Linked DNA regions of Homo sapiens: region 2 is linked to region 1. Evidence: chromatin loops called from intact Hi-C (ENCODE). Cell type or tissue: PC-3. All regions are shown on one strand.

What was found. Hi-C counts contacts between places; a loop is a spot of excess contacts. Peaks named below come from ENCODE experiments on the same cell type or tissue, not always from the same donor. Only the 100,000 strongest peaks of a DNase experiment are listed, where the experiment ranks them.
Region 2: it touches region 1 in a loop (2.3-fold over the local background); 5 of 110 quality-filtered maps call a loop at or near these places.

Annotation. Positions count from the first base shown.
Region 1 is chrX:16,661,659-16,666,658 of GRCh38, reverse strand. The region is part of intron 13 of CTPS2 (CTP synthase 2); the gene reads left to right. Among named protein-coding and RNA genes, the nearest start is that of S100G, 14 kb to the right of the region's middle. In PC-3, CTCF peaks have their summits at 1,833 (motif pointing right) and 2,438 (motif pointing right); no DNase peak of the experiment used is centred here; H3K27ac peaks cover 3,669 bases.
Region 2 is chrX:15,847,391-15,852,390 of GRCh38, reverse strand. It overlaps AP1S2 (adaptor related protein complex 1 subunit sigma 2), which reads left to right. Exons shown (of 6, transcript NM_001272071.2): 2 at 1-45. Among named protein-coding and RNA genes, the nearest start is that of AP1S2, 4.9 kb to the left of the region's middle. In PC-3, a CTCF peak has its summit at 2,629; no DNase peak of the experiment used is centred here; H3K27ac peaks cover 301 bases.

The sequences.
Region 1 (5,000 bases):
GTGTTTTTTTGAGGCAAGTTCTCACTCTGTCACACAGGCTGGAATGCAGTGGCATGATCACGGCTCACGGAAGCCTAGACCTCCCGGGGTCAAACAATCTTCCCACCTCATTTTTTGATTTTTTTTGTAGAGACAAGGTCTCACTATGTTGCCCAGGCTACATGCTTTGAGTTTTACGTTTGGACAATCTAAACTAGTTTTTCAGATACAGCCTGAGGTTCCCTATACCTGAGATGTCCACCTGCCTAAAATCCCTCTCCCCCTGGAATCTCAATAAAAGCATTGAAAAATTTAATTAACAACAACTCAGTTACCAACAACTTCCTATTCATCTGAGGAAACCTTTCCTGACCTCTTTTCTTTACCTGCCTCTGCCTTCTGCCTCATGCTACTGTGCTCACCACTAACAGAGCGAGTTCTGCAAGATGATGGTTGGCCTTCAGTCAGCCTGTTTGCCAGCCACCCATGCACACCCAGTCGTGTCCCTGCTGCTGGGCACCTACTTCTAATGGAGCTCGCGCCTCACAATCGCGATTGGTTTTTTAAACAGCTTTATTGAGATACAATTCATATACCACAAAATTTAGCCATTTAAACTGTATAATCCGGCCAGATGCGGTGGCTCACGCCTGTAATCCCAACACTTTGGGAGGCCTAGGCAGGTCAATCACTTGAGGTCAGGAGTTCGAGACTAGACTGGCCAACAAGTTGAAACCCCATCTCTACTAAAAATACAAAAAATTAGCTGGGCGTGCTGGTGCATGCTTGTAATCCCAGCTGCTAGGGAGGCTGACACAGGAAAATTGCTTGAACCCAGGAGGCGTTGGTTGCAGTGAGCTGAGATCGTGCCATTGCACTCCAGCCTGGGCAACAGAGTGAGACTTTGTCTCAAAAAACAAACAAACAAAAAACTGTATAATCCAATGGTTTTTAGCATATTCACGGATCTGTGCCACTCTCATTACAAGCAATTTTGGGCCATTTTCATTACTCCAAAAAGAAACCCCACACGCCTTAGCTGACACCCCCAAGCCTCCTATCTCCACCAGCCCCAGGCAACCATTAGTCTACCTTCTGTCTTCATAGATTTGCCTGTTTGAATCATTTAATATAAATGGAATCATCCAATATGTAGCCTTTTGTGACTGGTTGCTTTTACTTAGGATAATGTTTTCAAAGTCTGTCTATGTTGTAACACGTATCAGTACTTTGTTTCTTTTTATTGCTGATTAATATTTCATTATATGGACATGAAACATTTTATTTATCCATTGATGAACATCTGCATTGTTTCTACTTTTTGGCATTGTGACTAACGCTGCTGTGAACATTCATGTGCAAGTTTTTGTGTGGACATATGTTTTCATTTCACCAGGAGTGGAATTTCTGAGTCATATGGTAATTCTGTGTTTAACCCTTTGAGGAGCTGTAGGACTGTTTTCCAAAGTGGCTGCAACATTTTAATTTCCTGCCAGCAATGTATGAGGGTCCTAATTTGTCCATATCCTTGTGAACATTTGTTATTTCTGTCTTTTTGATGATAGCCATCCTAGTGGATGTGAAGTGGTGTCTCATCGTGGCTTTGATTTGCAGTTGCCTGATGGCTAAGGATGTTGAGCATCTTTTCATGTGTTTATTGGCCACTTGTATGTCTTCTCTGGAGAAAGGTCCATTCACATCCTTTGTCTATTTTAAAATTAGGGTATTTGTATTTTTATTATTGAGTTGTAACAGTTCTTTATATATTCTAGATATAAGTTCCTTATATATAATCTGTGCTATCGGCATTTGGGAACACATCATTCTTTGTTGTATGTGGGAGCTCCTGCCCACTAGGTGCCAGTATCACTCCCTAACCCCTGCCCAACTGTGACACTAAAAGTACCTCCAGATATTGTCAAATATCTCTTGGGGGCAGGGGCAGAATCGCCCTGGTTGAGAACCACTGATTTAGAGAAATCTAGTTCTATTTCTGTCCCCTGTAGCCTGTTTAATCCCTTCCCTTATGGCAAGCATTCATTCTTTTTTTTCTTGGTTCATCTTCCCATTTTTTACATATAAGTAAAGCTGTATGTCTTTGTCATCCACTTCCCTTCTTAGGGAAATGGTAGCATACTCTACACAGTTTTTTCCTGCCTTGCATTTTTCGCTTAACACTGTATGCTGGAGATCACCCCACGGAAGCACATAGAAGCATTCTTCACTCTTTTTTTTTATAGCTTGTAACTCAAACCATAATGAACCATAACTTACCAGCCAGATGGTACTTTTAAGTCTTATGCTCAGAAGGCCTAATACCAATGAAGGGTTCCTTATGAGCCTTTAATATAAACATATTTCCTGACTAATAGCTGAAATGGCTGTGCCAGGAAAACTATGGGTTTTCTTTTCTAAGATATACTTTGGGATAGGAAGTGATTTTACCAGTAGGTGCCACTGTTAGATAGTGTTGGCAAGGTTAATTCTTTGATGATTATTCTTTACTGGGGGTGTGTGTACGTGCGTTAAAAAATTTTTACACATGGCCGGGCGCAGTGGCTCATGCCTATAATCCCAGCACTTTGGGAGGCCAAGGCGGGCAGATCACAAGGTCAGGAGATCAAGACCATCCTGGCTAACATGGTGAAACTTTGTCTCTACTAAAAACATAAAGAAATTAGCTGGGCGTGGTGGCACGCGCCTGTAGTCCCAGCTACTCGGGAGGCTGAGGCAGGAGAATGGCGTGAACCCAGGAGGCAGAGCTTCCAGTGAGCCGAGATTGCACCACTGTACTCCAGCCTGGGTGACAAAGCAAGACTCTGCCTCAAAAAAAATGAAAAAAAATTTTTTTTTACACAGAGTAAAAAAGTTAAGCCCTGCAGAAAAAGGTACAGAACTGTCTCTCCTTTGCCCCCACCTCACTTCGGTTCCCTTCCCCAGTGGCAACTACTTTGATCCATTTCTTTCTTTCTTTTTTTCCTTTTTAAAGAGATGGGCTGTCTCACTATGTTGCCCAGGCTGGATATTCACAGGTGTGATCATAGCGCACTACAGCCTCGAACTCCTGAGCTCAAGTGATTTTCCCACCTCAACTTCCCAAGTAGCTGAAACTACAGGAGCTCAGCTGATGCATTTCTTTAGTTATTTCAGAGATTTGTGTGTGTGTTTTTGTGTGTGTATACCCACTTAGCCACACACATATGAATATGTATTGCGTTTAAAAAAAAGATCTTGGCTAGGTGCAGTGTCTCATGCCTGTAATCCCTGCACTTTTGGAGGCTGAGGCGGGAGGACTGCTTGAGTCTTGGAGTTTGAGAGCAGCCTGGGCAACATAGTTACACCTTGCCTCTACAATAAATAAATAAAATTACCTGGGCATGGTGGCATGCACCTATAGTCCTAGCTACTCGGGAGGCTGAGGGGGAGGATCACTTGAGCCCCAGGGGTTGAGCTGCAGTGAGCTGTGATCACGCCGCTGCATTCCAGCCTGGGTGACAGAGCGAGACCCTGTCTCAAAACAAAACCAAACAAAACAACTTTGTAGCATGCTCCAGACACTGTTCCCACCTTGCTTTATATACTGATCATTCCACATCAATGTGCAGGGATGTCTTCGGTGTGCTTGCTCTGCTGTATGCTATATGGCTGCATCCTTATTTATTTAACCAGTCTCATATTTAGTTTGTGTCCATTATTTTGCTGCTTTAATTTATGCTGCAAATTAGTATCCATGTACATATATCCTTGCACCCACGCGCGAACACATCTGCAGGGATAGATTCCTAGAAGGGGAGTTGCTAAGTCAGAGGATGTGTGCATTTTACATTTTGATGGCTCCTATACACATAAGTGAGATGAGAACAATAAAAGCTAATTGCTATTGAACGTCTTTATGGCCTGCAATGTTTGTTGGAGAAAAATAGCCTTAAGAGCTAGCACTTGTATCGATGTGAGAAGTCTTATTAAAAAAAAAAAAAAAAAGACTAAGGAGATAGAATCATAAGGCAGCAAGCACCATGAAGCCTGCAGAGTTACTTAAGCTTGAGCAAATAACAGTTACTTTGTGGGGACTGGTCATTCTGGCTGTTCTAGCTAGGAAAGTAAACAGTTTGGAAACCAGGAGCCTTCTATAGGGAATATTTACTCCTAAGATCTCTTCATAGGTCATCATGACCCTCCTTTGGCATGCATGATTAGTGCTATGGCTGTTGATGAAATCAATAGAGACACTGGCATCCAGAACAGTTCCAAGAGAAAGTGTCTGTTATACACATAAAAAGAGAAACAGATTTTTCCCTAAGGGTTAAGGTAGACTCTTTCTGCGTCTCAGAGTGCCCAGGAGAGAATGAGTAAAATTTATTTTATTGTGTCATTTCTCTGCTTAATCCACAAGGTGAAATTGAAGGCTCTGGGACTTTGCAGAATACTTAGGGTTCTATAGCAACTCTGGTTTTTTGCCCTGCTTCAAAGTAGTCTCAGCTGCCTTCTAGATGGTACATAACCAAGAGCGTAGCTGTTGCTGACTTACATTCTAACCCTATATCAATCACATGGCTGCTGCTGACATCCTTGACCTTGAATTTGGCTTCAGATCTCTCCAGTACATCTGTAGTGTAGTTCACAGCACTTTGGACTTTATATTTTGAATATTTTCAGCTTTTGAGGCATATATATATATATATATATGAATGAACAATCTCAATCTAATGTGTAGGCATGTGAATGTGCTTAACTCTAAGCATTTCTTTTCTGTTTGTTGAAAAAGGTAACTAAAAATTCTAAATTTACATAAGATATTACACCCTGAAGACAGAATTCATGTTCCACCTTCAAAAGACATCAGCACACACATGCACACTTGGATGGTGGTATGGGAAAGGAACAGGGAGAAATTCAAAGCATTTTAACGAGATGCAAATGGATATTTGAGATTTTGGTATTTGATATTATTTCAGTTTTCATTATTTATCATAGGTATGACGTCATTTATCCCTTTTTGATCCAGGAATTTTCAGGGTTAA
Region 2 (5,000 bases), 810 kb after region 1:
GTGCAGCTTCCTTGAGTGGCGAGATCTGAAGATTGTTTACAAAAGGTATAATTTTTGTTTGTCAGAAAGGTGAAATAGAATCAAATGTTAGGTCATTTAGGAAATTGCAGACTTCAGTGATGACATTTATAAATAACGATTAATAAAGATTTAGATGAAATAGGTTTAAGGTAAAGCTTTGTGTTTTTAAAATAACTAGTGTTTTGATTGATAATTACTGAGGCTGAAATGATAAAGGCAGGGAAATCCTTTGAAAACTAGTTATATAATTAAAGGCATAAATGATTATTCATGCTTAATCATCTTTATAGAAGAGTTTAATGAATTCATTTCATTGCAGGGGAAAGTAGGGTCAGTATTTTAAATTGTGTGAGTAATTCTCTGAATTGAGACAAGTACAGATAGAGTCTAATTCTTTTTCCCCGAAAATCTATAAAGTAATGACTAATATTTGACATGCCTTTTATCTGATTTTTAGAATCTTACTCACGTGTAAATACCTTGACTATGTAGACTATTTCAATCACATAGATGTTTTAAAAACTTTGTGTATACATGAGATGTGTTTGTAAGTAGTGTTTATTAACTTTTAAGTACCCTTGTTGCTATGGTGGGGGTGCAATTAAATATGACAGATAATTTTTCCAAGGACAGATTTTTTAAAAATTTGATGTTACAAAATGACTCATAGATTGGCTTTTAACACTAAAATTTTTTTAATGCTATACGTCTTTATTTTATAAATATCTGAAACCCTGAATACCCTAAAATAAATTTCTCAAGATTGTTCTAAGTAGGTTAAAAGAAATAAACTTTCTTCTTTTACAGAACATTTTTTGAGGGGACATTTACTTCATTCCCCATTTGTTTCTTTTTGAATAATTTGCTGAATTTAAGATAAGAGCATTTCTGCATATAAAAAGTTCTCTTGTGTGGGGAGTATACATGGAAGTAACAGTATGGGATACAATGAGGGTGGGAGAGAAGTCTGGTTTTCTTCTCAGCTTCCCTTTATTGCACTCCAAATATGGGTTGGATATTTTGTCAGGGAGATGGCTGGGAAGAAATGGAGATTACAAGACATAAGTTTCTTAAATACTGAGGACTCCTCTTTATTATTGAATGATCTTTGGTGATTTTGTATCTTTGGGTGATTTTGTATCCAGTGTTTCGTTTGGTCTTATTAAAGATTATAGAAAAGTCATATCATTTGAGAGGTGAGAGATGTTTTACAGTGATCTAGTCAGGTGATTTTGTTTTGTTTTGTTTTGTTTTAAGCTTTTTGCCCCATGGGTAGAACCTTAAATAAAATGAGTGGAAGTGAGGCTGCTCCTTGTGAAATCAGGAATGAGGATCCTGTATCCTGGCTCACTTGGCCTTTACCCCTCTGCACAGGAGACAGTTCTTGAGTTTGAAAACTGCCGTTGTTGATCAAACTTCAATTTTATAAAGAATGCAAATTTGGGAGAAGTGACTTGTCTAGGGCCATATGCCAGTTAGTGATTGACATGGGGCTGCAACTCAGATCTTAAGCTTAGAGGCAAAGATTTTAAACAGGGCTGGAAAAAGATCAGGTTTACATATCTTAAAAGATTGAACTGAGACAATGGATGAGGGCAGGAGGGGCTGAGACTGGCACCTGCAGGATCAGTAGGAGACTATGTGAGATCCTGAACCCAGGCGCTAGAAAGGAGGGCTGTCACTAAATAGCCATTATCAAATAGGTAGGTTTGATAAGACTTGGTCACCTCTAGAAGTGGGAAGAATATGGGAGGTCGAGGCAGGAGAATCGCTTGAGCCCAGGAGTTCAAGTCCAGCCCTGGCAACTTAGTGAGACCCCGCCGTCTCTACAATTAAAAAAAAAAAAAAAAATTAGCTGGGCGTGGTGGCATGCACCTGTATTCCTAGCTGCTCTGGAGGCTGAGGTGGGAGGATTGATTGTGCCTGGGAGTTCAAGCCTGCACTGAGCCCTGATTGGGCCACTGCACTCCAGCCTAGGTGACAGAGTGAGACCCTCAACGACAACAACAAAGCGGAGAGAGCAGCGAAGGAAAGGGAGGAGTGGGGTGATCTCCACATTTCTGGTTTGCTGATGGGGTACAAGGTGAGCTAGATAACTCGGCTTATTTTGGGGTGAGTTGATTTGGGGATGTCTATGTGACTTTCATTAAGAGAAGCCTGATTTTCTGGTGGGATGTGGTTGGTGTAAGTATGGAAGTCTGGGGAAAATAAGACAAAGTATTAGATCACCAGCATTCAAGTGGCAGGCAAAGGAGATGAAGAAGGGACCTTCAGAGTGGAATGAGAAATTTCACCAATGCCAGATGTTGCATAAAGTTCAATGAAAGTGAGGAAGGAATCTGGTAGATTTTACAGTGAGCATTTCATATAATGCCCTTTGCCAGAACATTTTCAGTGGAATAGTGGAGATAGAACTCTCGATGTAATGGGGCGAAGTGTGAAGAGGTGGAGAAATTTAAATAGCATGTGTAGACTATTTTGGGGAACTTTGCTGTGAAGGACAGGAGACGAGGTGGTAACCACTCATAGACATAGGAGTGGGGGACAAGGTTTTTAAAAAAGAAGGTGTGAGAGGCTTAAGCTTATTTCTAGATAGGGGAAGGAGTCCCCCGTGTGGAGGAGGAAAATACCAGCAAGGGATTCAATCCCAGGAATGGGCTGTTATGGGAAGAAAGGAAAGCACTGCTTGGTGTTCATGCACATGTCACTCAGTCTGTCCGTGTTGAGCCACTACTTTTTCTTTTGAAAGCTACAAAGGGTATCTAATCCAACTCTGATACTTATATCAAGCACCTTTAAATAAAAGGTGGACTTTAAAAAAAACAGCTTTATTGAGATATCAGTCATATACAAAAGGTGGAATTTATCAGTTCTTTCTCTATACGTTCCCCCTTCCATTTCATACTGAAAACCTCATCTACTCTACCACTTACGGACATATTTTTTGTTGGTATAAACAGGTGGTTTGTTTTCCCTACTGCTGGAAGCGAAGAGCTTTTTAAGCAGGAGAATTACTGCTTAGCGCCTGAGAAATTCTGGACTGGGACTTCTGCTGTTCATATCAGCAAGTGATTTTTGTTGTTTTTGTTAAATTATCTCATCTACATTCTTCATCCTGAGTATTTGGCATACAAATTCCCCCTTTTGAGAGGGGAATGATGGATAAGAATAATATTAGCTGAAAAGACAGACTGAAAATCTGGGGACTTAAGTTCTGTTCCCTTTGTAACGTTAGCTAGTTTTATGACTTTAAACAAGTCACTTTGTTTCCTTATCTCTAAATGCTCTTGAAGATCCCTTCAAGACAGAATACTGTGCTTTTTTGATTCCTGTTTTGTGTAGCATTTTGTGGAAGAGTCACTGGATTAAGGTCTTTTAAAATTAATTTAAAAACATATATATCTCCAAATTACTAGCTTGATAATTTGTTAAAGAATACTTACTGATTTTCTTTACTAACAAAAGAATTTTTAATGACATACCAGTGGGTATTGAGAACACTTCAGCTACATTCACCCACAGTCAGCTGATATTTAGCTGATATTTAGCTGACTGCGGAGAAGTCATGTGTTTTGAATATAAGAATAGGCACTTTCAGATGTTCTCTGAGTGCCAGTAATTAGAGTAAGCCTTAATCCACTGTGCTAAAAATAACCAAACATACCTTTCTTCTTACTAGTCTATTATTAATTTTACTTCAGATTTAGACTTACAAATAGGCACTAAGAGAACAAAATGAGCTCATTATTGATTTTTTTAAAACCATTTGGTCCTAAATATAGGAAGTACACTTCAGGTTCTCTTGGTAATCTTTTACTAAATCAGTATGGCATATTTTACTTCTCTTCAAAGCTCTTAAAATATTGTTTCGAGCACATTTTAATTTTTGCCAGGTATGGGATTACGTTAATGCAATTGCTGGCTATAGTTTTTAATGTAAAACTTGGGCTCTAGAGTCAAATTGCTGTTCCTAGGCAGGTTACTCAAACCTGGGTCTCTTATCAATGCAAATAATAATGGTATCTCATGGATACGGTTGTTGTGAGGATTAGAGTGGTAAAATATGCAAAAGCCTTAGCTAACATTTAATGTCTCATGTAGGGCGAGGATTCAGTGAATGGTACTTAATTATTATGTTTCTGTTTTTTTCCTGCCCTAAGCTTTCTGGAAAGAGGTACATTATTATCCTGATAGCTATCTGTTCACCTACACCAAAGAATTCATTAATTTGATTATTCTTTTTCCATTCCGAGTGAAAGTAAACATTACTGGCTGGGGCTTAGACACATTGTTTCTGATGATTTTTAAATTAATGCTTCCAAGTGATTCATGCAGTTTAGGACCTTTGACTAGTGTTTAAGTGCTTTTTATTTGTAAGTAAAGAGGCAGTACTGTGGATAAGGAGCGAGGATGGTACGAGCATTAGCTTGTTTAATAGTAGCATGAGGAAATCTTAAATAAAAGGAATTTTACTTGAAACTGTTAGTAAACTTTGTATAATAAATTATTTAGCATTCTGTTCCTATCAGCTAGTCATATCTGGTTTTTAATCTACCATTTTTATGTCAGTCCCTTTAATGTTTAGTTTTCTTAAATCAGGGAATCTTATGTGTCATTTATCAGTTTCCTCAAATTCAAAGTTCTATTTAATGAGCATGGGTTAGGGAGGATGGAGAGTTGGAATACTCTATTCTCTTTTAAATAGACAAACAAAAACAGTAACGATGGGAAAGAGAGGGAGCACTTTGTTAAAGTTGGCATTGATGCCCTGTTTTGTCTTCCATGACTTATTCCCTTCACAATGATGATAAATGAACACATGTGAATACCTCCTCTCAATAAGACTGCAGTAGCTCCACCATTTTAAATAACTTACTGAGTGTGGAAGTCAGGTAGAGTAGACATGCACAAACTCATGATATATATGCCAAGTGAGTTTGTATGATACAGTGGAAAAAGGCCTGGAGTTAAGGTCAAAA